Linked DNA regions of Homo sapiens: region 1 is linked to region 2. The links are chromatin loops, found by intact Hi-C in ENCODE. Cell type or tissue: IMR-90. All regions are shown on one strand. Each heading gives the region's core, and the rest is flanking DNA. Links, peaks and the distances in the headings are about the cores only. Region 1 has its middle 27 kb from the start of CEP19. Region 2 overlaps PCYT1A (phosphate cytidylyltransferase 1A, choline).

What was found. Hi-C counts contacts between places; a loop is a spot of excess contacts. Peaks named below come from ENCODE experiments on the same cell type or tissue, not always from the same donor. Only the 100,000 strongest peaks of a DNase experiment are listed, where the experiment ranks them.
Region 1: a loop joins it to region 2, with 4 times the contacts of the local background. A loop is called at or near these places in 26 of 110 quality-filtered maps.

Annotation. Positions count from the first base shown.
Region 1 is chr3:196,683,579-196,686,497 of GRCh38, forward strand. No RefSeq gene overlaps it. Among named protein-coding and RNA genes, the nearest start is that of CEP19, 27 kb to the right of the region's middle. In IMR-90, for the core only: a CTCF peak has its summit at 1,489 (motif pointing left); no DNase peak of the experiment used is centred there.
Region 2 is chr3:196,252,442-196,255,360 of GRCh38, forward strand. All of the region lies in intron 3 of PCYT1A (phosphate cytidylyltransferase 1A, choline), which reads right to left. Among named protein-coding and RNA genes, the nearest start is that of PCYT1A, 34 kb to the right of the region's middle. In IMR-90, for the core only: a CTCF peak has its summit at 1,338 (motif pointing right); a DNase peak (open chromatin) is centred at 1,330.

The DNA of each region.
Region 1 (2,919 bases), core at 296-2,795, 430 kb after region 2:
CATTTATAGACCCACCCTCAGGGGTGCATTCTCTTTCTCAGGGATGTCCCATGCTGAGAAAAAGAATTCAGCGATATTTCTGCCATTTGCTTTTGAAAGAAGAGAAATATGGCTGTGTTCTGCCCTGCTCACATGTGGTCAGAGTTTAAGGTTATCTCTCTTGTTCCCTGAACAATTGCTGTTATCCTGTTCTTTTTTCAAGGTGCCCACATTTCATATTGCTCAAACACACATGCTGTACAATTTGTGCAGTTAATGCAATTATTACAGGGTCCTGAGGTGACATACATCCTCCTCAGCTGACAGGATTAAGAGATTAAAGTAAAGACAGGCATAGGAAATCACAAGGGTATTGATTGGGGAAGTGATAAGTGTCCATGAAATCTTCACAATTTATGTTTAGAGATTGCAGTAAAGATAGGCATAAGAAATTACAAAAGTATTAATTTGGGGAACTAATAAATGTCCATAAAATCTTCACAATCCACGTTCTTCTGTCATGGCTTCAGCTGGTGACTTCCTGCAACACTCCGCCTCCCGGGTTCAAGTGATTCTCCTGCCTCAGCCTCCCCAGTAGCTGGGACTACAGGCACCCGCCACCACACCCGGCTAATTTTTTGTATTTTCAGTAGAGATGGGGTTTCACCATGTTGGCCAGGCTGGTCTCGATCTCCTGACCTCATGATCCACCCGTCTCGGCCTCCCAAAGTGCTGGGATTACAGGCTTGAGCCACCGCGCCTGGCCAAGGTTTTCTTAATGGAGGGACATAAAGTCGATATTAGTCGAAAGGGGCAAGTCCCCCTCTTTTACAATGGACACAGAGCTGAAAAGACTATGAGTGACAAAAACTGGTGATAAGTGAAACACAAAACAGGAAAATAGAAGGAGTTACAGTAACATTGTTTGAAGTGTTTTGTTTTTGTTTGAGACGGAGTCTTGCTCTGTCACCCAGGCTGGAGTGCAGTGGTGCGATCTCGGCTCACTGCAACCTCCATCTCCCGGGTTCAAGCGATTCTCCTGCCTCAGCCTCCTGAGTGGCTGGGATTACAGGTGTTCACCACAATGCCCGTATTTTTGTATTTTTAGTAGAGATGGGGTTTCACCACGGTGGCCAGGTTGGTCTCGAACTCCTGACCTCAGGTGATCCGCCTGCCTCGGCCTTCCAAAGTGTTGTGATCACAGGCGTGAGCCACCGCGCCTGGCCTGTTTGAAGTTTTCTTAATGTATTGCATTTAATCAAAGAGGATTGTAAAATGTTTTTAAACTCAGGTGAGCTCTGAAAGTGCCTAGTCCTTGTATTTACCCAAACCAGTGTTTAACTCCTGCCACTGCCACTCACAAAATGCTGGATTGCCTACCACTTACTTCACTCTGCTCCTTGGTTTCTTAATCTGTATAATAGGATCAGAAATTCTTCTGTGAGGAAATTCGGAAAGGAAAACCCAAACGTAGCAGAGACAATGGACATTGGCACCCTTCTGCCCCCTGGTGGTAATTTTTAGAACCATGTGGGCAGTGGCGAGGCTAAAAATAAAATGTGCAAAGTGTAAAACAAAAACCACGCAGTGTCTTCCTTGTCATGCACAGCCGCGTTCGAATCGCTCATTGTCTTGCCTCCTCAGTGCTTTCTCCCGCCCACGACTATCAGTGGTCCAACCACACATTGCAGGAAGTTCCAGGAGTCATCCACTTACCCTAGAGCAAGCTTGTCCCACCTGCTGCCCGCGGGCTGCATGTGGCCCAGGTGGCTTTGAATGCAGCCCAACACAAATTGATAAGCTTTTTTTTGTGACTTTTTTTTTTTTTAGTTCATCAGCTATCATTAGTGTTAGTGTATTTTTTAATGTATGGCCCAAGACAATTCTTCTTTTAATGTGGGGAGAAAAAAGATTGGACACCCCTACCCTAGAGGAATGATAGTGTTTAGTATTTGTTTTCATTCTTATTTTCCTTCTCCTCTATATCGCATGGATTGTGGAGCGTGTCCATGTCTTCAGGTCATCAGCATGACTTTTAGGGGAGGTGACTACAGAGTCAAAGCCATGGGAGATGCGGAATTCAGCTGAAGATCACTTAAACATCCAGCACCGCTGTAGCACTAGTCATAGAAAGAATATGAAGAGAATTCAAGATTAAACAGATTGGCCAGGCGCGGTGGCTCAGGCCTGTAATCCCAGCACTTTGGGAGGCCGAGGCAGGCGGATCACCTGAGGTCAGGAGTTAGAAACCAGCCTGGCCAACATGGTGAAACCCATCTCTATTAAAAGTACAAAAAATTTAGCCGGGTGTGGTGGCACATGCCTGTAATCCCAGCTACTCGGGAGGCTGAGGCAGGAGAATCGCTTGAACCCGGGAGGCAGAGGTTGCAGTGAGCCGAGATTGTGCCACTGCACTCCAGCCTGGACGACAGATCAAGACTCTGTCTGGAAAAAAAAAAAAAAAAGATTGAGCAAAGCAGTCAATAGATTAATTGGATTTAATTAAGTGATGAAAGAATTGAGTAATGGAACTTCACCCATTCTAACCATGTGATAAAGTAGAAAAGGTTCAAAGATTTAGTAGGGGTTTAAAATGAGTTTAAGAGAATGGGATTACAATTCCAATCCCATTGGTAAGACAAATTTTATTTCTAAAAATTCATGTATTTCCCCCCTTTATACAACTGCAAATGCGAGTTTGGAGCTAGAGTGGGAGAGGAAAGCAAAGAATGAAGGGAAAGAAATAGGAGGAAGATTCTAGAAATGGGGGCAGCATGGGAGAAGTGGTGGGAGCAAAGTCCTGGCATATAGATGCCACAATCAAAACTTCTGCCCTGTTTCCTAGCTGCTTGGTGTCAGCACTGGGGCCATTCCCCCAGCCTGTGACCTTGGCATCCCCTATGTTGACCTGGGCTCTTCCTCTGTCCTTCCACCTGGATG
Region 2 (2,919 bases), core at 193-2,692:
TGTTGGCCAGGCTGGTCTCAATTTCCTGACCTCAAGTGATCTGCCCGCCTTGGCCTCCCGAAGTTCTGGGATTACGGGCGTGAGCCACCATGCCCAGCCCAGGCTGGTTGTATTGATTTTATAATACAGGAAATAAAAATTTTAAATTAAATATACCAATCCAATGAAAAACTAAGAATTAATTAATGGATTTAAGAGTCAGAAAGGTCATAGCTCAAGCTTTGACCAAGCTTTCCAACCAGCTTTCTTCCTCTGTAACCTTAACTTCCTTATGCCTCAGTTTTCTCATCTATGAGAGAAAGCAGGCTGGGTACAGTAGCTCACACCTGTAATTCCAGCACCTTGGGAGACCAAGGTAGGAGGACTGCTTGAGCCCAGGAGTCTGAGACCAGCCTGGGCAACACAGTGAAACCCTATCTCTATTAAAATTATTTTTTACTGCCAGCATGTGTCAACTAAAAAAAAAGAAGAAAAAAATATTTTTAAAAAGATAATTTTTAATAAGACAAAGCAAAATAAAACAAAATTTGAGCATATAATCCCCCTTCTATGTCCCAGAAATCACTGCATTGGCTCTATGCCTATTAAAAAATAATACATTAAAAAGATTTTTGGGCCGGGCACAGTGGCTCACGCCTGTAATCCCAGCACTTTGGGAGGCCAAGGCAGGTGGATCACCTGAGGTCAGCAGTTGAGGCCAGCCTGGCCAACATGGTGAAACCCTGTGTCTACTAAAAATACAAAAATTAGCTGGGTATGGTGGTGGGCGCCTGTAATCCCAGCTACTCGGGAGGCTGAGGCAGGAGAATCTCTTGAACCCAGGAGGCAGAGGTTGCAGTGAGCTGAGATCGCGCCACTGCACTCCAGCCTGCGAGACAGAGCAAGACTCTGTCTCAAAAAAAAAAAAAATTGAAGTATCCCAGAAGTCACGTCCATGAAGTAACTAACATAGTTCCATTTTCCCTAAACAAGTCCAGAGGGGCTATGATCTCACACTATTCGATCCTGAAACACAAGGGATAGAATATACAAATGAAGACTACTTTGTTGTTTCTTTGCTACTAGACAGCATACAGCAGGGAAATTTTGCTCAAGAAACACATTGCCTGGATGGTGGCAATAGCACAGAATGCTGTTGATCAAGTGGCTGCTTGCAGCACAGCTAATCATCCTATGTTAGGCCAAGTAGATCACTGAACCTTTTCTCAGACCAATCCCAGATGCGCCTCTTGCTCTCTCCAGTGCTTCCCCAGCCTACCAACATCTCAACTGGCCACCATTCCATCCCAAGTCTTTGGCAAACCCAGGCTGATATATTAACCAAACGGCCAGAAGGGGTCACTGTTGAACTAGTCTGGGAAGAAAGCTAGCGTTAGCCATTCTTTTACCAAGTGGCTATTGGCCAGGATAAACACACCCCTGATTTAATGTATGTTATAGTATATATAATCATATTTATATAAATTATATACTTTTAATATAATTTTTCCTGTTTCTATTATATAATGTACTATATAATACATATTTAATATCATTTATATATTATGCATATATTACATATGTATATATGTTATATAGATAGATAGATAGATTTTTTTTTTTTGAGACGGAGTCTCACTCTGTCGCCCAGGCTAGAGTGCAGTGACGTGACCTAGGCTCACTGCAACCTCTGCCTCCCAGGCTCAAGTGATTCTCCTGTCTCAGCCTCCTGAATAGCTGGGATTACAGGTGTGTGCCACCACGCCTGGCTAATTTTTTATATTTTTAGTAGAGACGGGGTTTCACCATGTTAGCCAGGATGGTCTCGATCTCCTGACCTTATGATCCACCCACCTCAGCTTTCCAAAGTGCTGGGATTACAGGTGTGAGTCACTGTACCTGGCCTATATATATATTTTTTTAATTTTTATTTATGTATTTATTTATTTTTTAAGATAGGGTCTCTGTCACCCAGGCTGAAGTGCAGTGGTGCAATCATGACTTGCCGTGGTCTAGACCTCCTGGGCTCAAACAATCCTCTCACCTCAGCCTCCTGAGTGGCTGGGACTATAGATGCACACCACCACACCTGGCTAATTATTAAAATTTTTGTAGAGATGGGATCTCACTGTATTGCCCAGGCTGGCCTTGAATTCCTAGCCTCAAGCAATCCTTCTGCCTTGGCCTCCCAAAGTGCTGGGATTATAGGCATGAGCCACCACACTCAACCTCTGTATATTATTAACAGCAACTCCCTTTCATGCTCAAAACCGTCCTGATTTGGATGATAAATTATATGGTTTATGTGGGTTATGAATTATACGCTGCACCACTGGTGACTAAGTAACCATATGTCCTCCTTTAGGCAGAAGAAACCTGGGTTTCAGTTAATGATCTCTTTTGATAGATTTACTCTCCCAAATACCTACCACCGAAACATTCTGTTCCTAACATTTCCATTGCCCTTCACACTCTCCCTTTTCCTTCCTTTCTCTGAGTTAAACATATTGCTGATTTTTTTCATCTCCCAAAAGATTCCTAGAGCTGACCTTCTTGTCTCTCAAATCATATTTGTTTTTCTCTAAGTAGAGAATCTTCTCCTAGATTATACAACCTCCCTCGTAAAAACCTGGGGAGCAGGAGGGAGGTGTTGAAACTTCACTAGAGCAGGTGCATTCTTTATTGCTTTATTCCTTGTCCTGCACTGGCATGAATGCAGTTACCTACTTGGTGATTTAACATAAAACAGTCAGACAAAATGAGATCTAAGAGAAAAACCAGAGTTCAAATTAAGCTGGCAAATTTATAGGCTAATTTGTGGCTGTTTGTTCCACCAAAAATACAATTATTTTGCTGAAGGCCTTCTATTCTAATGCTTACAATGAGTAGCACCATTCCCGGGTGAGGTTTGAGCTGCAATTCTATTCCACTAATCATCCG